4 separate regions of the Mus musculus genome follow, and regions 2, 3 and 4 are each linked to region 1. A link is a loop called in an ENCODE intact Hi-C map of the cell type or tissue named here. Cell type or tissue: heart. All regions are shown on one strand. Links, peaks and the distances in the headings refer to the core of each region. The heading gives the core; the rest is flanking DNA.

The links. Peaks named below come from ENCODE experiments on the same cell type or tissue, not always from the same donor. Only the 100,000 strongest peaks of a DNase experiment are listed, where the experiment ranks them.
Region 2: it touches region 1 in a loop (4-fold over the local background); 4 of 42 quality-filtered maps call a loop at or near these places.
Region 3: a loop joins it to region 1, with 3 times the contacts of the local background. A loop is called at or near these places in 3 of 42 quality-filtered maps.
Region 4: it touches region 1 in a loop (2.0-fold over the local background); 3 of 42 quality-filtered maps call a loop at or near these places.

Annotation. Positions count from the first base shown.
Region 1 is chr3:37,767,536-37,772,535 of GRCm38, reverse strand. It overlaps Gm42210 (a long non-coding RNA gene), which reads right to left. Exons shown (of 4, transcript XR_880782.2): 2 at 985-1,045; 3 at 350-473. Among named protein-coding and RNA genes, the nearest start is that of Gm42210, 17 kb to the right of the region's middle. In heart, for the core only: no CTCF peak of the experiment used is centred there; a DNase peak (open chromatin) is centred at 2,995; H3K27ac peaks cover 365 bases.
Region 2 is chr3:37,973,119-37,981,279 of GRCm38, reverse strand. All of the region lies in intron 2 of Gm20755 (predicted gene, 20755), which reads right to left. Among named protein-coding and RNA genes, the nearest start is that of Gm22899, 18 kb to the left of the region's middle. In heart, for the core only: a CTCF peak has its summit at 4,444; DNase peaks (open chromatin) are centred at 2,629, 4,529, 5,589 and 5,929.
Region 3 is chr3:37,827,432-37,835,592 of GRCm38, reverse strand. 4930556A17Rik (a long non-coding RNA gene) reads right to left here and starts at 7,375. Exons shown (of 3, transcript XR_880780.3): 1 at 7,247-7,375; 2 at 6,468-6,601. In heart, for the core only: no CTCF peak of the experiment used is centred there; no DNase peak of the experiment used is centred there; H3K27ac peaks cover 539 bases.
Region 4 is chr3:37,842,221-37,850,381 of GRCm38, reverse strand. It overlaps 4930556A17Rik (a long non-coding RNA gene), which reads right to left. Exons shown (of 3, transcript XR_880780.3): 3 at 2,082-2,278. Among named protein-coding and RNA genes, the nearest start is that of 4930556A17Rik, 18 kb to the right of the region's middle. In heart, for the core only: no CTCF peak of the experiment used is centred there; DNase peaks (open chromatin) are centred at 3,511, 3,991, 4,871 and 5,481.

The DNA of each region.
Region 1 (5,000 bases), core at 1-5,000:
TGGATAAGACCTCCACAAGAGGGGCCATTGTCCATTGTAACAGGCAACGAAGTATGATCCTCAATTCAGATGCTAAAGTGTTAATTCCTGGTACAACAGTCCCTCTCCATCATTCTTGTTCTGTAAACAGCATCAGTCTCAATAAATAAATAAATAGAAAAAAGGGGTTAGCCAGGGTAACTAGACACAAACCCTGGGACCCAAATGGTAGAAACAGAAAATTGTTGTTTTTCTGACCTCCACAGTGATATGGAGACATGGACACACACGCACACATGTGCACAGGCACTCATATCCACATGCACACAAAATGAACAAATGTGTGGAAAGAAAAAAAAAAAAAACAAACCTCTGGGCATGGTAGCTTGCTCTTGTTAATCCCAGCACAGAACAGGTGAAGGCATGTGGACCCCTGTGGCTTGCTGGCCAGCCCATCTAGCCTGCTTGATGAGTTCCAATCCAGGAAGAGAGACCTGTGTCAAAAATCGGGTAGACAGACAACCCCTGAAGAATGATGGCTGAGGTTGTCCTCTGGCCTCTCCTAGCACACCTGCTCACATATGAACAGGCACACATAAAAACAGTTAGATGGAAAGAAAGAAAGAAAGAAAGAAAGAAAGAAAGAAAGAAAGAAAGAAAGAAAGAAAGAAAGAAAGAAAGAAAGAAAGAAAGAAAAAGAAAGAGAGAAAGATTGATAAGGGATCAGGTTATGGAGTGTGAAATTCAAGCTTTAAAATAGTATGACAATCAAAGCTGACATGATAACACTATAAATTTATTCCAAAGGCGAAATACAGTATTGCTTCCAGAAGTCAACGCTGAGAGAAACAATTAGCTGGGAAACTAGGCTAATCTACACTCAGGAAAAAGAAGATCCTCAATTGCTGCGGTAGGTGGAGATGAGAGAGAAGGCTGGATTACAGCAGGTAGTGAGAAAAAGGTTGGTGAGACAGTAATGTAGCAGGACCCCAGACTTTAACATACCTGACTCCATGACGGAAGCGCCATGCAGGCTGTAACTCTCAGCAATAAACAGCACCACTGGCTGAAATGAGAAATACCTAATCCATTAAAGTCCACAGTCCTGGGAAAGTCTCTAAATGTATTAACCTTGCCTTTCGGTTTCTGTGCATCATTTCTGGCTAGCTGTTCTTGTTAACTGAAGTATGCTAACCCGGGATATGGGGTTTTTGTGTTTAAAAGCCCACCCTGAAAAAGGCTTGTGTAGTTGCTAGCTTGCTAATAAAGACTTTCTATTGGCTTAAACCCAAGTCCAAGCAGACTTCTCTAGTAGATACTTGTGGTTTGAATATCCTTGGCCCAGAGAGTGGCACTATTAGGAGGTGTGGCCTTGTTAGAATAGGTGTGGCCTTGTTAGAATGGGTGTGGCCTTGTTGAAGGAAGTGTGTCACTGTGGGGGTGGGATTTGAGAGAGCTTCCTTCTAACTGCCTGGAGGCCAATCTTCTTGTTTGCCTTTGGAACATGATGTAGAACTCTCAGCTCCTCCAGCACCATGCCTGCCTCAGTTCCCAAGCTATAAGTTCCTCCCAGCAAGCTCCTTTTAACCACAGAAAGCCTGCTTAGAGAATGGGAAACATCAGGCTTACCCGGGGCTCCTTAGAGGGGCAGCTGATGTCAAGGTTGACCTGATGACCAACTCCAGTGATTAAATCGTGTGTACATGAACAATACCACTTCACAGGAAGGGCTTCACAGGGCTTCGAGTTTAATGAACACTTTGTGCTTCAGTCATCAACTGCTGCAAGAACAGAAGCCACTGGCCCTGGGATGCTCTGGACTTCCATGTACCTCTTTACCTAGCTGCTCATATACCATCATAAGAAGCCCCGTGCAGCTCCACCTAAGTTTACCTGAATGAGGTAAGTTTTAGAAATGGATAGTGCTTGAGATAGATGCCCATTCTGGTAAGTATTTGCTTGAGATAGAAACCCCTCCTGGAAAGATTTTAGCATTCTTCCAGCCATCCTGAGCTTGGAAACCTGATCTGTAGCAAGATTAGACAGAAGCTGTGGCTAAACCAGGACATATCACTTAGAACCGGACCTTAGCATGGGAGATTGAGACCTTCACCAAAGGTACCCTCCATCTCCTAATGTCAGACCCAGTCTATACTATAAGATACCTGTCACCCACCTGTCTGCTGAGAAATGGTTGATATGAAAAAAAAAAAAAAAAACCTTCAAAACTTCGGTGTGAACACTGTTGAGGAAGAACACAAGAAAAAGGAGTTTTGTAGTCTGTTGAGAGGCAGAGTCATTCATAGACAAAGGACCTCTACCAAGCAGCAGAGCACAGAAAAGTCCTGGCAGCCCCAGTGCATGCTGGGAGGGCCCAAGATGACAGAGGTTATGGAAATGAGAGTGTTCCAGACCCTTGTAGACTTATGTCTCCCTGTGGACAGAGGCTTGTGTCTATGTTGGGACAGAACTTCTGATCTGCCGTACATATATGTACCCTCATTATTTCAACTTGGTAACCAACTATAGGCAGTCCAATGGGGAGAAACAAGCTAAGAGCTTGTTATTTCCTATTGAATCAAACCTTAGATATTGTGACAAAGACCTGTGAGTCTGCTAGAGGTTACTTATTTCATCTGTCCCCCTCATAAGTCCTACCTCCCCAGGACCACTTCAGAGCTGCCCAGAGGCAAACCTAGCCACCAGACCATATACCTCAGCAGCAGTCAGGGAGGCAGCCTAGCCCTGTCTTTGAACTTTTCCGTTTGCCAGCAACCACCCAGTCTCAGAAAAGTGTATGAGCTGCATCTTTAAAAACGTCCCTCTGCCTCAGCTGGGAAGAGAGCCTGCCTGTCTGTGGCTACACTATCACAGAGAGAGCCTGCTTCCTCTGGTGGGATCGTTGCCAAGGGCTCGATTGAATGTCAGTTCTCCTAGAACTGCTTATGGGAACATTGTTGCTATATGGCCTAAGCCAAACAATCCCAGAGTCACCTGACATCCTCCATCCAACATTTAGGCGTCATCAAACTTAATTTCCCCTTTGTGCAATAAAACACCAAGAGGAAGCTCTAATAGACTGTATTATGTAACAGTTCTATAAAAATAGCAGGCCAGCGCTGGAGCACTTCCTTCCTGGGGCCCAGTAACCTATGCTGAAAGGATACACACTGGTTACCCAGGCAACCATGAGAGATGACACTAGGGAGGAAAGGAAAGAAAGGAAAAAAAAATCACCAACAAAAGGACCCTTTTTTGGCTCAGTAAAATGAAGCCTGGTGTCAAGCTTGTGGCGCAGAGAGGAGCCCTTAGCCATTCCGCTCAGGCTGCAGGAGCCCGGAAAGCCCTCGCTAGCCTCCCTTTTTTTAAAGAGAAGGAAAGGGACCTTCCTGGGGAAATCCTCATCTCAATTTACAACGCAGCATCTTTCGCAGCAGCCAGTAATCGCTATTTACCATCTTCTTTCTTGTCCACCGAGCTCAAGAAAATAATAATTTCAGTGTCGCGCACTTGTCCTTGTTCGTTTTTCTCCTAGTTTTGTTTGGGGTTTTGTTATGCAGGCAGTAAGTACTTTAAAGGCAATAACCTAATAAACAACCTCTAACTTAAGAAAGGAAAGCAGGGACACACAAACTGTATCGTGCTTTAAAAGTGGATGATACCTATCTCTGGAAAACGGACTTCATTTCCTTCAGCACGGAATTCAACCCCTCAGAGTTACTGGCGATACTCCTATATTCATCGCCTTGTAAAATGGACTACTATTTTAATTTCTGAAGTTTGTTTTTTCCCTCTAGACAGGGCATAGAGGCAGAAGGTACCTATGTATTCTTTCTCTCCTGAGGAAGAAATCCACCCTATGGAACTTACACATACAAGTTGGAGCCTCTGGAAAAGACAACCCAGGAAGAGTCTAAAGAAATTAAATTTGGATCACTAATATAAAGCAAGAACAATCGCTCTTTCAACAGGATCCCTCCGATCCAGGCTCATAAACAGGCAATGTACTTTCATCCACAGATCTGTCTCCATCCTCATGTAATAATGAGTTACTGTAAGATGAGGCGCTTGGCACAAAGCACACCCCCCTTGTCAAGTAGGAATGAGGTCTGTGGAAGCGAGGGATGGAGCTATGTGCAAACCCAAATCAACAGAAGTATGTCTAGCCTATGAGCTGACGTGTGTAAAGGAAGACATGATAGATAATGAACTCTGATCTACAGGAGAGGTACCCCGCCTATCCTGGCCTCTCTCACCCTTCCCCATAACATCTGACCCTCACTTATGGACAGCAGCTGCTAGAAGGCAGTTAGCCAATAGCAAGCTCATCTCCCCCGACTCTGGGCAAGTGGTGGTGTGGGAAATCATTCCTCTGATTTTATTAATCTGTGTTCTGAGCTAGAGATTCCAGCCTCCAAAGGGAACCACTTAAAGCCGGATTCCAGCCTTTCCCTAGACAGTTGGTCTGACCATCTGTATACCCCATACCTGGGCTCTCCTCAAGACAGACCTAGAGAGATTAATACTTAAGCAGCAGATGCTGTATGAAACACACATGTTCAGTTGCAAACCAGGGCTGATGCCGCTGTGCTGTAGAAGAGAGTGTGCTCAGGGAAGGCAGGTTCTCAAAGCTACCAGCATTTAGTTTCCTTTTTGCTAAGGGTTTGATCAACACGATTAAGATGTAGACAGCCTGATTTTATCCACATCTTAATTTTCACTCTGGAAAGTACTGAAGGGGTTAGGGGTGGGGGGAGGAAAGCTTGATGAAATGAATACACAACATTTGCTAGAAGCTCTTTACCCTAGCCCTTGCCGTCCACAGGTAGCCCAAAGCAGATGGAAAGTCCCAGGAGGTGGCTGGTTGGTACCTCATCTGCCCACAGCTGGCTCGTTCCACACTGGGGTATGATGTAGCTCCCTGGTGTAGTACTTGCCAAGCATCTGTGAGGCTCTAGGGTCAGAGCTTAGCATTGCAAGAATCAAACAAACCAAAACACAAGATGCAGAAAGGTGATGGT
Region 2 (8,161 bases), core at 1,548-6,547, 210 kb before region 1:
TCAAACACATACATAGAGTCACACAGACACATTCAAAAACAGACACAAACACATAGACACGAAGGTACACAAATACACCGACATACACCGTATGTACACATGCACACATATTATAGACTTGTACTCTGCTTAAAAAGTGAAATTTACAAAACAGTGGATGGCACTGGAAAGCATTATATTAACTAAGGTAACCCAGGTTAAGAAAAGCATGTTCTACACTACCTATCATAAGCAGACCCTAGCCATTAACTGTGAGGTATGTGTGTGTACTTAGGTGGGAGACAATATGGGGGAAGACCAGAAAACTAAAGAGGATTCCAGAAGACTGAAATAAAAGAGGTTTGGGGGGGGGGGCAACAGCAGAAAGAAGGGCTAATATTGTACTAGGAAGTACAGGGGGCAAAGAGGGGTTATAAAGATGAGGGGCAAGGTGGAAGGGGGGCAATAGCAACTGAAATGAAATATTGAAGAAAACCTCATAGGAAAATTTAAGAAAACCCAAAATAACAATACTAAAGACTGATACATGGAAAAGGTACCCCACTTCTGGTGCCAGACAAAATGAGTTCAACCACTTTGGAAATCAGTATGGAGGCACCTCAAAAAGCAAAAACTGAAACTCTGGGGGAAACCCCCAAACTGAAACTCTGTGGGAAACACACACACACCTCCCATACAACTTCTGGTTGCTCACCTGGAGGCCTCTAAGTCCATATGAGGCTGTGGATGCTTCCATCTGATGAGAATAGAGAACATCATAACCCCAGGATAGAATGGGAAACATTCTAATTAATCTCAATTTTCAGGACCTTTTAAAGAATTTTTGCCACCAACAATAGGTGTTTCCTATTGTGTGAATAGCAAGTCTCCATCCTTTACAGCTTTGTCTCCAGCAGTAAATTTCTGTTTCTCTGGAACATTACCCACTTCTCTTTGCTCCTGGTGGGCCTTTATATGCCTACATGGAACAGCAGAAGTTGGGCCATGCACTCTTACCCGATCCAAACAACAATTACAAAAACAGAGACCCTGCTAACAAAAAGTGTGCACAGACACCATTGAACAAGAGAAGGAAATAGACACATAGGGTCACACTCTAATCCGAAATAAAATCCCAAGCCTCCATCTTTTTTCATTAATATTTGTAAGCAGTAGCTGAGTTATCAGCACTTGAGACTGCAGGAAGCAAGGCCTCCGATAGGGGGCGATGCTGTGTCTTTCTATGCTTTATTCTTCTGTTTAGGATTCTCTGATCTGTTTCCTTTCCTTCTGTCGGCCTGCTCCTCCCTTCAGCCTGTTCTTCTCATCCCTCCTTTAACCCCCAGGTATCACTGAGATGTGTCTCCAATCGCAGAAGCAGTGACAGATGTTATAGGACTTCTCTGGAATGTGTGCTTTTGGGTTCTCTGGGAAATAATTTTGAAGGTGTGTATAATGTATTTTACATATGTTTCTAAATGTAAAACTACAATTATTCTTCTTTTTAGATGGGATTTCTCTCAGTCCTGGTTTATGGGATGGAGAGCCATTGCTACTACAAGATCTCACTGCAGAATGTCACAAGTTGACCTGTTACTGTGTAGTCCAGGCTGGTCTTGAACTTGTGGCAATCCTCCTGCCTCAGCTTCTTGAGTTCTAAAAAATTGAGATGTTGAGTCACCATGGCCAGCTTTGGTTGACGGTGTTTGATTATTTTCTCCTGTCCTGGATTTTTATAACTATATTCATGAAGAGTATGTAGTCTGTGAACTTTGTTGACCAGAGTGCCACTCAGTTTTCCCCCAACTGTCCAGAAACTACGATGCCTTCTCTACAAAACTTCCAAGTCTCAGAATGTCTCTAGAGTGTCCAGGAAGGGGGATAGACAACAGATGGAATGGATAGACAGATAGATGGCATGGGTGTGCAGACTAGAAGGGAGAGATGTGAGGGTTGGGCAAATAGGTGGGCGGTTGGTGGATACATGGGTGAGTGGGTGGGCCGCCTTAATGGGTGAGTGATGGGTAGATGAATGTGAATGGGAACGTAGTGGGTGAATAAGTGGGCGGGGTGGGTGAGTGGGTAAACTGGTTGGATGGATGGATTCACCATATGTAAACTGTTGAATATTCTCAAAATATCAAATTACTCACAATAAGCTAATAACTACAAACACTGGGTACCAATAAACAAATATTATTAAATTTTCTTCTCATTCCAGTAAACTATTGGACCCATGAGTTGTTGTGAAGGATGTCATTACAATACAGTAGACAGTGTATTGGGCCACAGTGTGGGTTTTGATGTGGTGTACACATGAAGATGCCTCACTATAGCAACTGACCTTATGAATGCTACTAACACTAAATATTTAGATGGAACTCTGAGTAATTTTGGCCCTATAAACAATTACTTTCACATTTGGAAGAAATGTTCCCTCCGTTTACAGAGACAAGAATCTTTTTTTAAAGGATTGCTTTGAAAACTCTTTCCTCAACAGCTTGGTGCAGGTGTTAACAGGAAAGAGAACATTGCTTGGAGCAATTCTCTACTAACAAGAGAGGGTGTAACAGGACTCTTGGCAAAATGTGGTCCCCATCTAGAGACAGGAAGAGGCAGATGAATCATCAAAACCACAGGGGAGAAACTTGGATAAGAGGTGGCCCCGCCCACACCGGGCTGCCAGCCGAAGGAACGCTGTGTCTCACTGTGAAAACTCAGGCAGCTTTTGCTGGAATAATCCCGGTACTAAAACTTGACTAAAGTCAGCAAGTGATGTTACAAATTTCCATCCATTTAGAGCAACAACTGAAAGCAATTGACGTTTTTTAGAAAAACCATATGCAGTTGTGAAATGGTACGTCGGGGGATTGCACATCTGAAGCTACGTTAATTACATTTGGTGTGGTTTTCTCAGGAAGCTGGGATGGGAAGGATTCTAAGTACATTTTTAAATAGACATTTATATTTCAGAGCTTTTTTTAAATAATAAAAAACAATAGCAATTTTCTTAGTGTTTCTTATAAATGCAGGTGTGTTATAACTATTATCCCTGTTAAAACTGTAACGATTTGACCACTTTCACCTATAAAAATGCCAATTTCTACAATGCTATGGTAGATACAAGATTAGAAAATATGCATGCCATGGTGTGTGTGTGTGTGTGTGTGTGTGTGTGTGTGCAAACTCTCCATCTTTGCTCCTGTCCAACCCCACACTTAGAAGTAACAAATAAGTATACAAGGATGAGTCTGTCATTTTCTGATTTAGTCATTTGCCTAGCTCAAAAAGAAACAATAACATAAGAAGGGGGGGGTTAGAAAGAAAACCTGAAGTAGTACCAGCACCTCCTAAAATACAGACACACAGAAAGAGCACTGGGGGGTACTAAGGTCCAAAGGAAGCGCCAGAGGCCGTCGGAGACTTGGAAAGGATGGGGACACATTCCAAATGGTGCCTGCACACTGTGTGATCCAAAAGCACTCCTTTGCTTGTCTCTGGCCCAGGCCAGTCTGTTCTCTGAGGCCACCATTTCCCCACCAGACCCAGGAGATTAAAACATACTTGAGACCAAGACCCAGAAAGTCTGCGAGATCAGCACCTGCATTTACTTCCCTTGGCTGCAGGGGGCCGGTTCCTAGGACATGGTGAACCATGGGATTAGTAAGTCAAATGACTATTCAACCTGAATAGAGTGAATGTATATCTGAGCCAAATCAAATATTACATTGTATTTGGGCATAAGGAATTTTCAAAATACTACTAGAACACTTGAGAAAACCAGGTTTGTTCTTACACTCCCGTTTAAAATTATCACAAGACAACTCTCACAGCAAGTCAATCCCATCGTGTAGAAAACCAGCTTTTATGATATGTGTCAGAACAATCCTTTCATTTTCCCAAAGGAATGTGTGGGAATACAAAAAGAACAATGTTTTAAAAATACAAAACTTTGTTCTGTCTTTAAATTCTTTCATAGATTTTTGTGGAGGGCTTGGCACTTATTTTTTCTTTTAACGTAAGATAATATTATCCCCGTCCAAAAAAAATCATTTAATGGGACTCTAAACAAATTCTAAACAAATATTAATTGTAAATGTGTTTGATCAGTAAGTACAAGCACCGCCACCATCACCCCCCCCCAAAAAAAAAAACAAAAAAAAAACAAAACAAAAAACATTTTTTTAAACTGATGAGGTATCTCTTCCAGGAACTATGAACAGGATAGGAGAGTTTATGTTAGCTTAGAATTTTCTTTTCTCATCTTTACTGTTACAACCATACACTGCTGAGCTGGCTATTTTTAATTAGAGGGAAACCAAACAAAAGCCTCCGCGGTGGCGTTCAGATACCTAAAACATTAAACAAAAGCCCGTTGACACAGAAAAAGAGCCAGACAACTGCTAGTGATTTTCCTACAATTTCCGTGTTTTTATCGTGTTTCCCCAGGGGTTGTTCTGCTTTTCCCACTCCGGACCAGGGGAGGCTCCAACAGCAGCTGCAGATCCTTGGCAGCCCAGCCCCTTCTGGAACCCGCTCCTCTGTGTGACCGGAAGCCCTCCCACGGTGGTCCAAGTGCCTCCATCGATTGCTATCGCAGGAGCTGGAAGAGAAGCAATGTTCCACGAGACAAGTACTGATCCCATTTAACTGTCTCCTTACTTCTGTCCAACTGGACCTCTCTCTTAAGAACTGGCAGAGCGCACTAGCCTTTCCCAGGAGCCTATTCAGATCCATAGTGAAGGAAAGCAGTGTCCTGTGTACAGCCAGAAGACGACCACATAGTGAGCACCAAGCTAACTTGATTTAGCAGATAGTCACAATCTCAGATTTATAATTATTGATTTTTATGGTCAGCTTCTTGCCTTCAGGATAACACCCTTTTTCCTTCTAGTATTCCTGAATTGTTCCCTCCTCCTCCTCTTCCTCCTCCTCCTCCACCTCCTCCTTCTCCTCCTCCTCCTCCTCCTCCTTCTTCTCTCTTCTCTCTTCTCTCTTCTCTCTTCTCTCTTCTCTCTTCTCTCTTCTTCTCCTTCCCCTTCTTTTTGTTTGATTGTTTTCCTTTCCTATTGATGGTACATTAACTGCTGCCTGTGTCTGGATTAGATTGTATAATACCAGGAAGGGGGATGGGACTGGGAGGGCAAAAATTCCCCACCTGGATGTGGACTAGATACCCATCTACAGTTTTCACTCTTCTGCTGATAGGACAAAACTCTTATTTTTTAAGACACTGAACCTTATAGGGGAAAGGAACGAAGCAAATAAAAAACTGTGAGGATCAAGCTGGGGAGAGCTAGTAAAGAGTCTGCCACCCAGGCCTGAGGACCTAAGCCTGAGCCCCAGAACCCACATACATACATACATACATACATACATACATACATACATACATACACACACACACACACACATACACACATACCTGGCCTGGTGGTAAGCACGTGCAATCCTAACAGCAGCCCAAAGACTGAGACAGGAGAACCCCTGGGTTCACTGGCCAGCCAGTCTAGCCAGCTAGACAAGTCCCAGTGAGAGACCCTGTCCCCAGACTAGGTGAACTGTTGCTCAGACAAGATAGCAGAGGTTGACTTCTGGCCACCATGTTCACACACACACACCTCTGAATGTGAGCCTGGCCCCACCCGCCCTTGCACTTCACCAGCAACACAGAATGAATAGAGGCCTAAGCTAAAGCCCTGGGCTGAGTGGCACAAGTTTTTCCGACAACTTTTATGGCCCCTGTTTGCAAGTCTGTGGGTTATAGTCATGTTAATGACAAACACTCACTGCTCCAGAGAAACTGCGAGTTAATGAAAGCCCTCACAGCCCGGGGCTGAGGCTTTGAAGTCTAAACATGTAATATCAGCTTGCGAAGCATTAGACAAGGAAATGAGCTGGATAAGGGCTCCAGCCCTAATAGCTCTAAATTGATTATTTCCTTCCTCAAATAAACTCGCGGGGCAGCCCTGCGAGCTTACTTCCGGAGACTCAATGTGCCCAGAATCTTATCACAAGGAAATGAGAAGCAAGAAGCCAGACAACTATGATAAGGCACACGCATGAGATGCAAACACAGTTATGAGGGTCGGTATGGGATCTCTGGAGTCTAGCAGCAGTTAATTATTCATTAATTACATCCTAAGATGGTGGGGGGGGTGGGGACAATGCCTTCTAAGTTATTGCATTAAACAGTCAAGCACAAAAGCCCGGGGGAATGGATAATCACAGGCGGCAGACTCAAACCTGTGCATGTTATAAAGTGTGAAACTGTGGTTTACAAGTCATCTGCCTCAGGAAGCAAAGGCCCACTTCTGACGGGGGCAATAATTTCGATCTTATGCATGCACATCGTCTGTTTAAAACCAGGACCAAAACTCATGTCCTCCATTGATCGAATTTAACATTGAGACCCGATTCCCATCAAACACCTGCATTGTGGTCACATCTGGAAGAAGCAGAGAATAATGTCGAGATATGAGCAAAGGCAACTTCTTCGTGGCTGAGAACTCAACAGCAAGAATCAGTGACATGATTATAACAAACTTTAACACTTCTACCAAGTGCAGACAGTCTATAGAATGGGAGAAAAATCTTAGTCGTTAAATAAAACTTAAAAATAAATAGCGAAATAATAGAAATCTAATAATGAATGTAATAGTCATAAAGTGTGAAGAGATACTCCTTAAACTACAGATAAACAGCCAATAAATACCTGCAAACAAAATGGTCTTCAGTCATTAGGAAGATGGAGTTCCAAACCATGTGAGATCCCACCTCCCAGAGTCAGGACAGCTGTCCTCAGCAAGAATCAGCAGGGCCACAGTCCAATCCAGGTGTACCACTGAGGGACTCCCTGGAAGGGATTTGTGAGTATGCATGAGATCCACTTACTGGGGAGTTATTCACAGCAGCCAAAGTACAGAAGCACCCAACGTGACATTGGGACAGACAAAGAAACTATGGAATATATATTGGATATGTATGTAAATGTATGCATTCAAGCATAAAGAATAATAATCTTGTGTCATTTACAGGGACGTTGGTGGCTGGGAGGTCATTGTGTTATATAAAGTAAGTCACACAGAGATTCTAGGGTTATTTTTAAGACCTAGAAGGAGTCAAGAGGATTACTAAAGCAAGCAGGGAGAACCACGGCGAGAAACAAGGAGAGAGGGCAAGAGGAAGCTGAACAGCATCAGGACACAATAGGTGTACACACAGAGATGTCGCAGGGACAACGTTGCTATGTATTAACAAGTATATTAAATACAAAGGGCAGATTTTACCTCTAGCTATTTATTTATTTATCAGAATGAATTTCAGTACAACTAGAATAACTCTTTCCTCTCTGAGACAAATATTTTGCAATTATGCATATGTTTGAAAATTAAAACTTAAAAAGTCAATTAACAGCCAGTAAGGTAATGGAAACCTACAGTCCAACACTAAGGAGGCTGAGGCAGGAGGGTCTAAAGGTCAGATTTTGCCTTGTTCAGATAGCATAACCTTGGCAAAAAAAAAAAAAAACAGAAAAAAGAAAAAGAAGGGAGGGAGGGGGGAGGGAGGGAGGGAGGGAGGGAGGGAGGGAGGGAGGGAGGGAGGGAGGGAGAGAGAAGAGAAGAGAAGAGAAGAGAAGAGAAGAGAAGAGAAGAGAAGAGAAGAGAAGAGAAGAGAAGAGAAGAGAAGAGAAGAGAAGAGAAGAGAAGAGAAGAGAAGAGAAGAGAAGAGAAGAAGAAACCAATCATCAGGTAAATATAGTGTACTAGCTCTAGTATAAAGAAAATAACACCATGTATAATAAAACATTTTTTCATCCTGTCAGCAGAAATGTATCCCTTACAGTTCTAGAGAGTATGGAGTCTAAGACAATTGTGCCTATAAAGTCAGTGTCTCTTAGGGCTTACTTCTTGGTTTATTGGGTCATCTTCCTGCAGCATAGACACAGGATATAAAGGATACAAGATTTCTCTGGGATGTCTTCTATAAGCCACTCCCAAAAGATCTACATTGAAGAACCAATTTTCTCAAGTCCCACACCTGAAATCCTTTTAACATTCCTCTAACATCCCATTAATACTCAAATTCTAAGTCCTGCACTGGCCCTCTCTCTCCCTTTCTGAGACTCTGGTGTTCCAGTGATTAGAACCAAGTAAACAGCCGTGAGACTTGCCAAGTTTTA
Region 3 (8,161 bases), core at 340-5,339, 63 kb before region 1:
AATGAATTCAGCAGAATTCAAGTACTGAATCTTCTAGTCCATAAATGTGGCATTTAGTTAAGTCTATTTCAACAGTTCTCCATATTTAAAAGTTTACCAGATAGCAACATTGTATTGCTTAGCGACATCACTTTTCTGTTTCTTGTGACAACAGTAAATTGTAGTTGAGTGTTCTGGCCATCTCTATGCTGAATGATTCATTAGGTAGACTCAAGAAAAAGCACATGGTCATTGTCATGGCCTCAGATTGAAACTGCAGATGGGTATAAGAGAAACTCAAGCACATGAAACAGAGTCCAGGAGTCAGCGATTCTCTCTGAGGACTCTCACAGGGGATCCCTACCGCTCAGCAGTAAACCTTGAAGACATACTCAAAATCTGTGCAGCAGGGAAACGCATTAGAGAATCAGTAACTGCTGTGTGTGCGTCTCAGTGCACATAGGTTACAATAGTGCATGCATGGATTGCAAGTGAATACATAGATTACAGCAGTGCATGCATGGATCACAGTAGTGAATATATATATTATAACACTTCACATATACATTATAGTAGTGTATACATGCAATCTTGGATTTTCTGAATTCCTGATGGCTTTCTTGCAGTAGAGAATTTTCGTCTTTCCTTCAGCGGGGTTAAAAATAGCACAATGATTTCATCCAACAGTCTTTTCCTGTGTGCTTTGGGTGTCAGGTACAGTATGGGAAGGGTCAAATACTTCTTTCCTCTTCTGAACTTACTGAAAAGGAAGAACTATAGACACTCAGAAAAGCAAGCACTCTGCATGCCCTACTGGGCCCCACACAGCTGGGTATCTGTAAACAGAGACCTGGGCACAATCCTTCTAAATTTGGTTTGCAGCTGCTAGTAAATGTTCTCATCTCAACACAGATTGAGACTCCTGCTATTGACAAGAAAAATAATCTCTCAATCGCTCTGTGTGTGTGTGTGTGTGTGTGTGTGTGTGTGTGTGTGTGTGTTGTATGTACCTATTCTTATGAGTATGAGCATATGTGCATGGTGTAAAGGTCAAAGTCAAGTTATAACATCTTCCTTCATCACTCTTCATCTTATTTTTTAAATTATATTTGTGTGTGTGTGTCCATGTGTGTGTGTGTGTCCGTGTGTGTGTGTGTGTGTGTGTGTGTGTGTGTGTGTGTGTGTGTACATACAATGGAAGCATGAACAACCTCAGCTGTTATGATTCAGGTGCTACCCACACTGTTTTTGGAGACAAGGATCTCACTGTCCTGGCACTCACCAATTAGACGTGCACACCAATGAGCCACGGGGATCTGTCTGTCTGCAGCTTCCCAGTGCTGGGTTTTTATGAGAGTTATGAAGTCATCTCCCCTAACAAGGTCAGCATTTATTTTTCTTAAGCCCTCTTATTGTCAACCCTTAACACTCACCTTATTCTTTCTTGGTAATGTTTTTATTTTTAAAAAGTTAACATTATTAGCACAAATTATTCAGATATCTTACATGGGTAACATAAACCAGCATAGCTCAAGTAAAAGGCAAGTTGTTCCTATGTAAGAACAGGATGCTTCATGTAGCTGACTTAGGAATTCTGGAAGCCATGACAATTCCCCAATCCCCTTCCTTTGCCTGTCTCCATAACTGCCTTTCCTTACCCTCTCATACCCAACAAAAGCCTCTCTCTAGCTGGATGGTACACATGACTGAACAGCTGGCCACCAAATCTCCTCTGTTCTAGGTTTTTTTTTTTTTTTTTTTTTTTTTTTTTGAGATTAGCAGCCATTGGAGGGCTATTCACCTGTTTGGTCTCCCAAATAAGAAAAACATAATCTGTCAACAATCTAAATCATTGTCTAGCATAAAGCTAATCCTCATGCAGGTAGCTATCAGGATGCATGGCAGCAGTGGCTAGATGGAAACCTATGGCTATATCTGTGACCACTTGTGAATGTCACCAGCCAGTTTCACCACAGGAACCCTGACCACAGTCAGCTTTAAGATCCTCATACTAAAACCACCAATGGGAAAGAGAGCTCTCCCTGTGATATGGCTTAAGAACTCAACGTGGCCAGGCATGGGAGCACACTCCAGGAACGGAGGGACTAGGGAGGCTTAAGCAGGAGGCTCGCCACAAGTTCCAGGTCGTCCTGAGCTATATAGAATCACCCTGTCTCAAAACAAAGAACTGAAAATGGCTGCTGGAAATTTTCAAAGCATAAAGAAACATACCCTTTGGGGTATGGACAAAGGCCAGTGGAACTTCTTTCCAATTTTGGCCAACAGGGAATTCCTGTCAAATTCTACCACAGGTTTCAGATATTTCTAGTTCCTATGAAGCAATCGTTGATGTTGTTTTAAAATACTCCTAGGCAGCCAGGTAGTGCAGCACGTGGGAGCAGAGCGGGCAGAGCTCTGTGAGTTCCACGACAGCCTAGTATACATACTGAGTTCCAGAACAACCAGAGCTGCATAGTGAATCTTTGTCTGAGAAGCAACCTGTGACTCTGTCTTCCTTTCCTCCTGCTAAGTCTACCCCAGAAATTTATCCAGTCTCAGAAACGTATTCTCTTGTCTCCCTGTGTGAGTGGGACTCCTTAAAATAAGCCATCACATATTTGGGAGATACAGGCAGGAAGATCAGGAAGCCAAAGCCATCCTCCATTACCTTGTCCCAGGCCAGCCTGATCTACTGGAGACCCCATTTCAAAAAGGAAAACTGAAATTACACAGAGCAGATGGGACAAACTTTATTCCTTCCTTCATGTTGATGGATGAGAAAGGGAGAAAGAGTTAGTCCAGCTGATACAGAGCCTCAGAAGAGACAGCGATCTTTATTTTATTCTCTCCCCCATTCTGTCACAGAAGACCCCTCAAGTCCTTGTGTTGTGCCTACCCAAGGGTTAATCCCACATGAGATAAACTTGGGCAGTTTATAGCTCTGCTGGAGGTCTGGAAGAAAGCCCTTCCCCAGGGAGTTCTCAAGGTGAGATGTTTAAAACCTGATCCTTCTCAACACACCCAAGGTCATTTGGATGAAAATTCCAATATCCAAGCCAAGGGGATAGGATGGCCCTTAATCCTTCAGTGGGGTAATCATTTGATCCCTGGAAGTGTTGAGGAGGGTATCAGATGTTCTACAGGGCACAGCTCAGCAAACAGGAGGAGGCCAAAGAAAAGTAGTCCTTGTTTTTAAGTTAGCCCATGATTCTGTGAAGAGACTTCTGTCACCTGAAGATAATGCTGGTTGTCAGCGCTGCTCATTGACATCAAACCCACTGTTACTTTAATGTTAAACATTTTAATAAAGTTGAATACGGTTAATAGCAGCTTTTGCACTGTCAGAGATTTTCAGGGAAGGCTCAGTTTTATCCTCCTGCCTTCCACCTGGCTCCTCACTGAAAAGCTGTGTTACAAAATAAAATGGAAAATGAAGGAAACTACTTGGTGTGCTCAGTGTTCTTAATAGTTTTTCTTTTCTGCCTGACTTCCTGACTCACGACCGGATGAAAGGTGCTGCTAACCAAATGTCTGGGTGTTCAGGGAATCTCTGTGTCCCCTGGGTTAGAATTGTGTACATTCCAAGCCACCCAAGATGTAGTCAACAGTGCCACTTGTTTCCAGCTTATAACCATGGCAAACCCAGCTTCCTATCACACTATACTCTGGAAGCCACTGGTGGCTGGCCTGGACAATCTGCTGCTGGCCCTCAGCAAACCTGCCACTTGGTCATCCTCTGACTCTGAGATCAAGGGGTACGTTTTGCTCATTGCTGTCAGAACAGCAGTGGCCTCCCTCTCTGCTCCGTGTGTAATAGATTTCTATCTTTACAGGTGTCGTAGGCGATTGTATCTAGGACAGTCAGCCTGTAGCTGTGAACTCATGCTATCTAGCCTTGGTATGTTAGATGCCATGCCTGAATCCTTGAGTCCCTCATAGTAAAAAGGGCACAGAGAAGAAGGCAATAGGGAAGGTTAAACAGTTTGTGTTCGATGTTCCAGTTCCTTACATTCAAAAGCCCTTTTTGAGATACTATTATGGTTTGGATCATAAATGCTCACCAATGGCCCACATTTTAATGTCCTGGTATGTGGAACCTGTAGGAGGTGGGACCCAGTGGAAGGAAGCTAGGTTATGAGTAGGATTTTTAAGAACCCAGTCTCAGCTTCCTTCCTCTCCTGCATCCCTCTCTCTTTTCTTGGCCACCATGAGGTAAGCATCCCCTCTCCATATCACCATCACTGTTGCCTCTCAACACAGGCCAGAGTCAGGGTCATACAACTATGGCTGAAACCACCCACCAAACACATTGTGATGGTTTATATATGCTCAGCCCAGAGAGTGACACTATTAGAAGGTATGGCCCTGTTGGAGTAGGTGTGTCACTCTGGGTGTGGGCTTTAAGACCCTCATCCTAGCTGCCTGAAAGTCAGTATTCTGCTAGCAGCCTTCAGATGAAGATGTAGAACTCTCAGCTCCTCCTGTGCCATGCCTGCCTGGATGCTGTCATATTCCTGCCTTGATAATAATGGACTGAACCTCTGAACCTGTAAGCCAGCCCCAATTAAATGTTGTCCTTATAAGAGTTGCCTTGGTCATGGTGTCTGTTCACAGCAGTAAATCCCTAAGACACACATCTTTCTTTCTTTTTATTAATCTACCTCAGTCATTTTGACTAGCTATGAAAAGCTGACTACTGGGTCCTGTCCTTAGGTTCCAGAAGAGTAAACTATGACTTATTATCACTTCTTTGTAAGAGGAAGCAATCACTCAAAGTCACCAAGACCTCTGAGACTCCCACCAGATGGGCAAACACATCCAACATAAATCTGTGACCTTCTCAGAATCCAGACATATCCAAGTGCCAAATGCTAAAGTTTACATTGTCCTCTCCCATACCCATGGAAGGGTGGATGACTTCTGTGTTCAGTGGTTGCTGTTTCCAATGAAAATCAAGGAAAACATGGCTCATCCATCTTCAGTCTTGCCATAGACACCACTGCTGAGGACACTGGGTACCTACAAATGGCCAATTTATTGATATTTTTGCTCAACAAAGAAGCTGGTGTTTTAGTTCTGTAAGCTGTCCCCTTGTGCTTCCTCCCTTGGCCCAGCCCACACTCTTGCTGGCTGCCCTGTCTCTAAAGCTCCACAGCCACTTTATAACTCAGTCCTTCGAGCTCCACCCCAGGCCGAGTGGGGAGAAAGAAAACCTGCTTTTGTTCATTTCAATGAGACAAGTCTCCTGTCACCTCTAAGCAGCTAAGGGACACCAGAAGTGGCTGTAATTGGTTGATTTTCAAGCAGAATTGGTTTTGTTGCTCTTAACGACAATGATCTTAGTTAATGTGATGGAGCAGAAAGAACACCTCCTGGCCTACAGCCCTGTCCTAATTTTTCATTTTATTGTTTACCTTTTTTTGAGCTAGAGTCTTTTGTATTCCAGGCTGGCCTTGTCGTTCTAGATCTACCAGGCTCCTTCTTCCAACTGCTAGAATCACAGGCCTGTGCCACTATACCTGGTTTCTTGGGTCTAAAGGACCCAGAACTTTGTGTGTGCATAGATTCATACTTTTATACAAATGTTTTAACTAACAAAATGCCTTATGTCATTATTTCCTTTCTTTCCCTTTCACAAAAAACAAAACAAAACAAAACCAACAACTTCCTTCAACTCTTAATCAGACCACAGGATTTTCAAATCCATACCTACACTGAACTATAAAAGTGGCAGCATGTTTACCCATGCTCTTGACTCTGAGTGTAACAGCCCTACCCAGTGAACCACTATTCAGTCTATGGAAAAGATACATAAAAGATCAGAACTGACAGAAAGCAAAAGAATGGTTAAAATCTTGTAGGAGGGGCTGAAGAGGCATCTCAGTGGTTAGGAGCACGGACAGCTCTCGGAGGATCCAGTTCAATTCCTAGCACCCAGGTGGCAGCTCACAGCCACCTGTTACTCCATTCTTAAGGGACCAGACATCTCTTCTGGTTTTCATGGTCAACAGGCACAGGTGTGGTGTATAGACAGACATGCAGACAAAACACATAAAATAAATGTTCCTTTAAAAAAGAAACAAAAGGAGATTAGATAACAAGAATGCTAAAGGGGGAGAAACATATAGGAAGCAAGGGGGCAGTGAAAAATCCTCTAGCAGACAGGGTGTGAACAGGAGTCTGAGACATGATACTTGAGCCTATTATTGCAAACTTGCCCCAATTACTTCTTCTGTGGCAAGGGTCCTACTACTGTGTGGGTCCCTTTCCAGGAGACTGTGGGGGAAACGTGGTCTGTCCTCCGGCTGGGCAGTCTAGAGGAATGAACATTCAACACAGGCTAGCTATCAGCTTCCACAGTATCTGAACACTTCTCCTTCGTGCTCAATCTACCGTATGACATTTCAAACTCATCCATATAATTTAAAGAACTCGCTTTGCACTAGCATCCACTAGAAGGGGAACAGCCTAACTGTCCTAAAACTGACCTTTGCATTTCCATTTCCATTCCAGCTGAGTTGGGCTTTTGACGGGGCTTTTGATTGCCTTTTTAGGAAGGGTTCTGAGGACACTGCTGTATCTTCTTCTTATAGGTCCATCATGGTGTCCAAGACAAATCTGCCTACAAAGCAAATAATGCATACAATTAACTATCAAATGAACAATGGCGTTCTAAGCCAGGAATGATGGCATATATCTGTAACCCCAGTAGTTGGTGAGTTGAACCGGGAGGTGAGTTTAAACTCACCTGAGCTAAATAACTAGATCCTATCTGCTAAAATAATAATGATAGCGATGATGATGATGATGATATAATTCATTTATACAAAGAGGTAACAAGCAAAGATTGACATATAAGATCCATACAATTCCAGATTCTAAGTGACAACTTGTGACATTGGTCACCCTTTCCCCCATGACTGTAATATCCAGTGAGTTCAGACTGATCAGTCTGGTGACAGTCTGCAAAGAAAACACACAGCCCTGACTGCACAGGGAGGCGAGGAAGCCCTTTCTTCCTGGGTCCAGGGTGTGTGTGAACATGAAGCCAGTGCAGGGTCTGTCTCCATCATCCTTCAGCACGAGTCAGTGACTTCCTGAGAGAGGAAGGGCAACTTCCAGACCCTCAGCCAGTGTGGGACCAGCCAGCCTCACAACCTGCAGCTCACCACTCTGGCCCTCCTACAAACTGCCTAGTCTGTCCGGTCCCTAAAAGCAGTGGCTGGGCATAATTGTTGGTATCTAACCCATAGCTGAAGGATCTCACCTTCTCCCGTTGAGGAGCAAGGAGGATGCTGACAGATCACAGGGCAGATAAAAGCAAATGGACTGGGAGATCTCAATGGGCTTCCTCCTCATCGCTGAGACAGTTGTCAGTACACACAGGGAAAATGTTAACCGTGGAATCAGAAATTAAAGTCTTGTCATTTCAGGATAAAAGGTACACAGTACCCCATCATTTTTCTCAAGTTTCTTTATCTAGAATAAACATTTTTTTAAAGTTATCAGTCTCATGCTTTAAATTACATCAGACTAAATTACCATTCCTGAAAGGACAAATTCAACTTTCAGTATAAAACTTTAGAACCTTTCATTAAAATGGATAGTTTTCTACCAAAGAAAAAGGCAGGGGTGTGGGGAACTAAGGTGAATTGATGATTCTCTTACAGACTTGAAAACACCAATATCAAAACTTTATCTGCATATGTGATTTCTACCAGACTCTCAATGATATTTGCATATGTGATTTCTACCAGACTCTCAAAGATATTTGCATTTTAAGCCTCTCCTGGCTCCAGAGGATTCTAGGAGCTATTGCTAAATGCTAAGGCAGGGAAAGATGATGCAGCCGACCTCATGCCAAACCTTCCAGATGTTTCAGGAATCCACAGTCATCCACCTCCCACCCCCCCACACCCCACTTAACTGGTTCTCATAATCTTCATTCTCTTGTACTTGATATTCAGTAAAATATTTAAATATTATTATTTTTAAAATATTTATTTTTATTAAATATTTTCTTCATTTACATTTCAAATGCTATCCCCTTTCCTAGTTTCCTCTCCAAAAATCCTCTATACTCTTCCCCCTTCCCCTGCTCCCTAACCCACTCACTCCCACTTCCTGGCCCTGGCATTCGCCTATTGAGAGACATCTGGGTTCTTTCCAGCTTCTGGCTATT
Region 4 (8,161 bases), core at 1,569-6,568, 76 kb before region 1:
AAATCACTTGGTGTGTCACTAGACAGATAAACAGTACTTAATAAAAGTCAACACACTTTCCAGATAAGTAGCTCTCAACAAAGGCAGGAAAGAGAGAAACCAGAACAAAGCCCAGACCTGAAGAGCCTGCAGAAAGCATCAACCCCAACAACGCAGAGCTGAGATCTTTAGCTCTGAAATCACGAACAAAGCAAGAAAGGAACAAACCCTTGTCACGTTCTGTCATCAAGATGCTGAAGTCCAAGGCAAAGCAAAAAGGCAAAAAAGGGAATTAAAAACATCTAAGGGAAGAAATAGAACAGTTTCTGTTTTCTAGCAGAAGGACATCATATATGGAAATATTAAGGATCCCACTAAAACAAACCAACAAAACACTGTACAAAAAGCAAGTTCCTCACAGGTGAGAATCCCAGAATTGACAAATCAATGACCGTCAGATCATGTTCTACACACTAGTGATGAACTCTCTGGAGAGGAAGTAGAGAAAGAATACGTGAAAACAATGAAGACTTGGAGTTGAGCCTATCTATTCCGGTGAGAGACATACACATTGAAAACTAGAAAACACTGATGAAAAATAGTTTAAAAGACATAAGTAAAGATATACTATGCTGTGTTCTAAGCTAACTGCGGAGCTGGTATAATCCTTATCCAATTGGGGTGTGTGTGTGTGTCAGTATGTGAGGGTGTGGGTGTGTCTCTGTTCTTGTGTGTATGTACAAGTCTTGGCAGATGACCTCAAAGGTCAGAAGAGCATGTCAGATCCCATGTAACTGGGAGTTCAAGTGCTTGTGAGCCTCCTGATGTGAGTGCTGGGAATGAAACCTGGTTCTACTGCAAGAAAAGCAATGACTCTTAGCCTCTGAGCCATCCCTCCAGTCTTGGGGAAAAGTAAATTTCAAGTTTCTATGGAGTCACAAAGAATCCTGTAAAGCCCCAAAATCTTAGAAGAAAATAAAGACACGTCAGCATCCCCTGATTTTTTTATATCAAAATATTCAGCCATCCCAGACGAGACACCCTAGTCATTAAAGCGTCCTAGAGTGCTACAGGATTAAGCCCACAGGCAAATAGTCAACTGACTGCAGCAGGAATACCAAAAATACACAATCAGTAAAGAAGACTCAGCAAATGGTGATGGCACAACCAGATGTCCACATGCAAAAGACCAGAGTTGGAGGCATCTCACACCACACAGAAAAAGAAAACTAAGTGCTAAGCTGTAAAATTCTAGTTTGTCCTGACAGTGATTTTGCCAGTGACACCAAAAGTATGCACACCAGCGGCAGACATAACTGGTGGGACCACATCAGACCAGCAAGCTTCTTCACAGCAAAGGAGGGAACAAGCCTCGACAGCCTGCAGCCCAGCATATAGTCACAGCTTACATATGGTACAGAACCACTCTCCCAATTCAAACCCTTCTCCTGCCTCTCTACGCCAATTATTCCAGTAGCCCAATTTGCAAATGGCTCATGAATCTGAACAGACATCTCTTCAAAGAAACAAGTGAGTCTATGAAAAGATGTTCGATATCAGAAAGATACAACCAGAGCCACAGAGCCTGACACTGCTGACTTCCAAATCAGGTGACTGACAGGGACACCGAGGCATAGAAGTGTAATAGTTCAAGGTTAAAGTGACTGCCATTTAATCTTCTGGTTAGAATGATGGTGTTTTAACCAATAAAGCACAGAACAGAAAGTAAACTTGGATGGAATCGCATTCTCAGACTCTTTCATGATCGTGTAATTTTCGGGTACAGCAAAATGGCTCAGCAGATAAAGGTGCTTGTCATGCAAGCCTTGGAGACCTGAGTTCAGTCACTGGCACACATTGTCCCCACCGTGAGGCTAAGCAAAATAAACCTCTCCTCCCCCAGAAAGTTTGTGTCAAGCACTTGATCTCAGCGATGATCAAACTAAATAACATGGCCGATACTTCAGATATGAGGCTCTGAGTAACATCTAATGGGCCCATCTCTGTTAGCTAGTCTGGCATTTGTTACTATTAACTGCCTTTGTGTTCTAGATCAGGAGAGTTTGGAAATGTGGAAAATACAACGTCAAGAACAAAAGCCCTGACCCACATCAAGTGTGGTAGGTTTAATATCAAAACAGAAGGAAGTATAATGTCGAGAGCCAATCAAGTCTATGGGCTACGGAGATTAAAGAAAATGTGACATTAAGCCAGGCCCCTTGGTGATGGGACCTGAGCTGCTGACATGCTTCCATCCAGGGCTCTGCGCATGTGTCTCACTCACTCTTTGCAGCTGCATCTAGAGGAAAAGAAGAAAGACAATATTAATTTTATTTTTTCTCTCTGCTTCATAAGAAAAAAATGCTTGACCCATAGTAGTCATATTTTATAAAATCTCAAGAGAAATATGTGCCAGGAAATTAGACTTTATGAGAAGTTAATAAGTAGGTAGAAACATACAGAAGGTCCTGTTTATGTTATATGAATAGGCCATTTTTAGCATCCTTTAATAAGACAAAGGTTCAACTGAAAGAAGCCACTAGCATGTGTGCCTAACAGCAATAGGCACATAGTTTGTCTGTAATAAATGGTACCTGTTAGAGTTAGATCTCCACTATTAAACAGTTACCAGAGGTCATGGACTGTGTTCACCAAGCATGTAAATGAAGTTTGGTGATAAACTTGGTGTAATTAAACATTGTAAGTTCAAACGGTAATTTGTTTCCCAGTTTCTCAAGTCTTGTGGCAATAGATTTCCTGGTCTTTGATCCACAGAAGTCAGGCACGGCTGTAATCAGGATTAAGCATAACACACTTGTTACAATAGGGTTGGCGATGACTCTATGGGTAACTGCACCAGCACCAAGACTGACAGCCTGAATTTAATTCCCAGGATCTACATGATGGAAGGAGATAACCCACTCTTCTGACCTACAAACACACACGCACACACACACAAACACACACACACACACACACACACACAAGCGTGAACATCATGAACCAACCTCCCCCCCTTCATCTATCTTCAGCCAAACATCCTTCAGCCATTCCTGCCAACCTGTGCCCTTTTCCCTGAGTATCTCACTTCTTCCTGATCTCAGGCTGCTCCAGAGACATAATACAGTGAGAGTTACACACACACACACACACACACACACACACACACACACACACACACACACACACCATAAGGAGGAGTATTCCTTACCAAGAGACAACTCTCACAATCAATCACATTATCTAACCTGTCCACAATTTACTCCAAAATAAATGAAGAGCTGAGGGCCTTACTGAGATGGCTCTCAGGAGAAGTCATGACAAGCCTCCGTGAGAACGGTTCACACATTCATCTCTGGGGGACCAAGGCCCAGCTGTAGCCACATCACGGTAGGGCATGGTCTTCTTTCACTATGACTCCACACAAGTGACCCTCAGTGACCAGCAGATTGCAGATAGAAAGCTCCAGTGGCTAGCTGAGCCTGGCACCAAGCCTTTTACTCCCCTTACAAATATTAAACACCTTCCATGACTAGTGGCATTCTCAGACAGCTCCCACACAGCTGTAGCCAGCTGGGCTCAGCTGCAACTGGTCACAGAGTAAGGACCAGATGAGCCTTGTCCACTGAAAACGTGCAGACAGCAGAGCCCTGCACTGCTGAGAAAGCCATGGACCAAGAGGACCAAGAGGAGAGAGTGCATCTGAGGTACCCACATGCCCCTGCTCACATCCTGTAGAGCAGGTAGTCCCCAGAAACAGTGACTTTCTTGTGGCCTTGTTTTTCAGGGTTTCTTCTCAGTGAGGGAACATTTAGGAGGCACTGTGCTGTCCTTAGTTGCTTGTCTCTTTTTCCTCCATCCTAGGCTGTAAAACAGTCATGGAGAGTTAGGGCTCTGGAAAGTGACTTAACAGCTGTAGCTGCTAAGGCCAAGGGATGGAGCTTGCACAACAAGAGAAGGGCAAACTTTTCAACCCTCAGAAAACTGCTTAACATCTTAGAGCTAACACTGTCTTCCCAGTCTCCCATGTACAAGAAGACCTGACGACAACCTTAGGTCACAGTGCAAGTCCTGAGCCAAACAGAAAGTGGCTGCATGTCTTTGAGGTAAAGGCAGGAACAAGTCTGCCCACGTACTTCAATCCTGTTCTGCAGCAGGGTTGAGGTGACCTGTGTCCTGTGTGTTCCTGTCCATCTTTCCTGCTTCCACCCTGGGTCACACACACACACACACACACACACACACACACACACCTCTGTCAGTGAAACCTATAGATCATGTTTAAAGCGTCTAGAAACAGTAATTGAAGAACAGGAAAGACCCCTAATGTAAGGACTATTTAGATTGAAGAGTGTCTGTTAAAAGTGTCATCTCTACAGGCAACTCAAGATGCAGCCTCCTGTTTAACCACACAGACAGGATCACAGGGGGAAATTACCTCAACACGTTCCTATGAGAGCTCGGGCATGCCTCTGTCTTGACTCACTTTTTCCCAGTGTGCCTAAGTCCACTGAAGGTTTCTAAAGAGCTCCACAAAGTCTTGCCTCAGGCGCTGCCACCTGCTAACCATTTCGAGAGACAGTTCCATGCCCTGTTTGCAAGCCTACGTTTTCATTACTGAGAGCCAGTGCTCAGAGCATGGCAAAACAGTTTAGTTCATGATACCTCTAAAGATTATTTCCCACTGACAAATTTGGCCCCTGTCCAGAGGATCAGGAAGCTTCTGGAAGGAGTCTGCCTCAGGTTTGCCAAGTCTCCCCTGCTGGGCTAAAGACACCTATTAAAACTCCAGAAAGAGCAAACCTCAGGAGACCATGAAGCAGGGACTGTGGTCCCAAGCGTTTCGAAGTTTGAAATTAATCTGGCCTCCACTCCCTAAGTTCCAGTGCCAGAGGGAGTTTGTTTTGCAACTGTGAATTTCTCACTGTGAGACACATGGGTCCTGGTGAGATCACACAGTGTAACTGTGGCACTTCAGTGAAGCCAGCCAAGTTCAAATCCACTTGGCTTTCCTCTTCTCCCAACATCCTTAGTTCGCACCCGCAACCGTGGCACTAAGAGGTGTTTGTGCAACTCGGAAGTGAGTCTGAAGAATAGGTTCCATTGAAGACGTGCTCGTACTGGACTGAAAATTATAGACTTACAAGGCTTCAGGGAGACAGGAGTGAGAGTCATCTGTGGTTGAAACCCAATAGTCGTTCCTGCCTGGTCTGTGATTTTCTACAGTAATGGGAGTTTAGTCAGGAATTGGGCCATCTGAAACACTCTTACCTCCTAGTGTTTTTGAAGCCAGCTGTAGCCGTTTGTCTAACTTCTGGATATGAACTAAAATGATACTTACAATCTATGACACATGTTCTCAAAAGACAACTCCTTCCTTCTTCCATTCCCCGGAAACTGCTATACTAGAGCTCTCCAGGATTCATGGCCACTTCATGGTCCTATAAATAGAGGCTGTGTATGATGGAGCACCAAGCCAGGGGATTCATGTATCAGCCTTCACACTAGCTTTTTATTTCTTCTCTCTGGGCACGCAGCAAAACAAAAATATCTCCTCCTGAGCTTCAGAGCTATTCTCGCCCAGCTCCTCTCCGGATGTATCATCCAACTCCATCTTCACTGGGCCTCCACTGAAAATGTTTCCAGATGCAATTTGGTTCTGTTTGTTTATTTGTTTTCTCAACTATCTCCATGGCTATTAACTGTAAAAATAGTCTACATCTGTCATTGATTTTTAAACGTCTGCATATTTATTTTCCAGGCAGAAGAAAACGAAGTGCTTTTTCCTCTTCCTCGCTTTGTTATTTACTCTCTGGCCATGTGTCTCTGTTCTTTCATCCAGTCTGGAACCCTGGGAGATCTCGTCCATCTGCAGGATTAACATTCACGCAAACAGCCAGAGTGTGTGCGAAACACAGCATTCCCACCGCCGCCACAGTGTCCTCGGAAAACTTTTTTTTTTAAAATATCAGCTTAAGTACAAAGCCTTTGAATGGTTAAGTGGGATCCAACCCAACAGTCTAGGCTCACTAAAAACTTACTGAGGACAAAAGGCAACAGCTTACAGAAGAGTGTGTGTCAGTGTGAAGAGATAGCATCGTGGAAGATCATTCATGGTCAAACAATGTTTGTTATGTGCACACATACATACTTGCTTGTGTGCACACACACTCATGTATACCATACCAGATCAAAAATGGCTTCTGTTGTGTGTACTTCTTAATAACTATTGGCAGAAGTCATCAGCAAAGCTTCCTGGTCTACGCTGTATTCATCTGTTTATCTTTTCTGTCCTCCTTCTAAATCACCAGAGAGAGAGAGAGAGAGAGAGAGAGAGAGAGAGAGAGAGAGAGAGAGAGAGAGAAGTAGAGAGACCCTAAGAGTGTATTAAGTAGAGAAGGATCTTTTCCATACTCCCAACCCAAGAGACTGTCACACATGAACATGGCCTCTGCCCCTCAAGAACAGTACCTCAACCCAGCGATACGAGATCATTCCACAAAGTAAACAAAGGACTTTTTCCTCTTCTTCACATTACTAACTCTCCTGTCATGTCTGCTTCAGTTGGTCTATGTAGTCTGGAAGCCCTGGAGATCTCTCCCTTCAGCAGGCTCCTCTTTCTTACTGCCGTACTACTCAGTACTACCTTGAATGACAGAACAGTTAGAAAGAGTCGGGCTTTAAAGCTGAAGACTATTAGTTAAGGAAGTAAACCCACCCCTTTAATAATCCTCTCCCTCTCCCCTCTCCCCTCTCCCCTCCTCCCTCCCTTTTCTCCCATGCTGTCTGAAACACAGCAATATTTAAAATTCATGCAAAAGTGGGTGAAGGTGTCTGTGATGAGGGTTGTCAAGTGGAAACCACAAGGCTGAGTCTGGGTGTGGCCAGTTGAAGGTCAGCCTTTGCATCTGGAAATGAAGCCTTTGGAGTAGGTCGTTTCTAGGCTCTCTTGGTGAACTAACATTTTATTAGTCTGTTATTATGAGTCTTTGTCAAAATAATTTAAAAATACATCGTTATTTTTTCTTACTCAAAATCTGGAGACGATGGCATATTTGTATTCACGTCTTTGGCGTATGACTCACTAGTCGAGTGACTTTTGTCAAGTCTAAGTATATTAGCATTCATCTACACACAGTCACCAGTGCTTCTGAGAAAATCATTTAACATGTGGGGACAGAACTCCCACCAAAGGATTGGATTTGTTTCTCAGTTCCATGATTTTATGATTCTCCAAAAATGGATTGCTGAGTTTAATACATAATAGAATTTCTGTTTGTGGGGGGGAAACAGTGGTTCTGAGATAAGGTCTCATGAATCCCAGGCTGGCCTCGCGACTTGTTACATAGCCGAGAACTTTGAATTTCTGATCTTCTGGCCTCCACCTCCCAGGCTCTGGGACTATAGGTATGTATTGTTGCTTTCATTCTCTGCAATGCTGGTGTTGGAGCCAAGGCCACAAACTGAGATTCTAGCATCCTGGTTTAGCTATGCAAAGTGAAGTATAGACCAATCTAAGGACTTTTACAAGGACCCAAGGTTATCAGAAGGGTCAGCAGTGTTGGTCCCTGTTGAAACTGTGACAAGCACAGTCTAAATGACTTTTCTGTCTTCCAGACAGGAACATATCTGTGTTGTATGTGGTTCTTTGACATAAAAAGCTTGTTCCCTTGAAATACCAGCCATCTAACTTGCCCCTATTAAGAATGGCTGAACCAACACAGACTATTCTCTAACAGTACATATTGTAAATCAAATCCGAGTCCCTGGGTGCCTATTGTCCAAGAAATATATGAAGGATGAGTGATCAGAATAAGTGTGTGTGGGGGTTGGGGGGAGAATCAGTCTGAAATTCTTGAACAAATAAGGAGAGTCGCTTGGAGCAGGAACTAAATTGGATTGAACCTTATGTTTGGTTTCTTCAGCCAAAGTCTTAATCACGCATACCAAAACAAAAGCCTGATACAGAGCGAGCCAGGAGAGCTCGTGCTGCAAGCTTGAAGCATGCTACAGCCCAAAGCTGATCTTCACCAGATCAGAAATTAATCTCTAACAATGCATGCGACGGCTGGCCTTGCCTTGCTGCACTAATGTCAAAGGTAACCATGCTATTTGCAGAGAACCTTAATTACATACATTTAATTTTCCAGTCAAGAGATCAGCTCATTTGAAGGTTTATTGC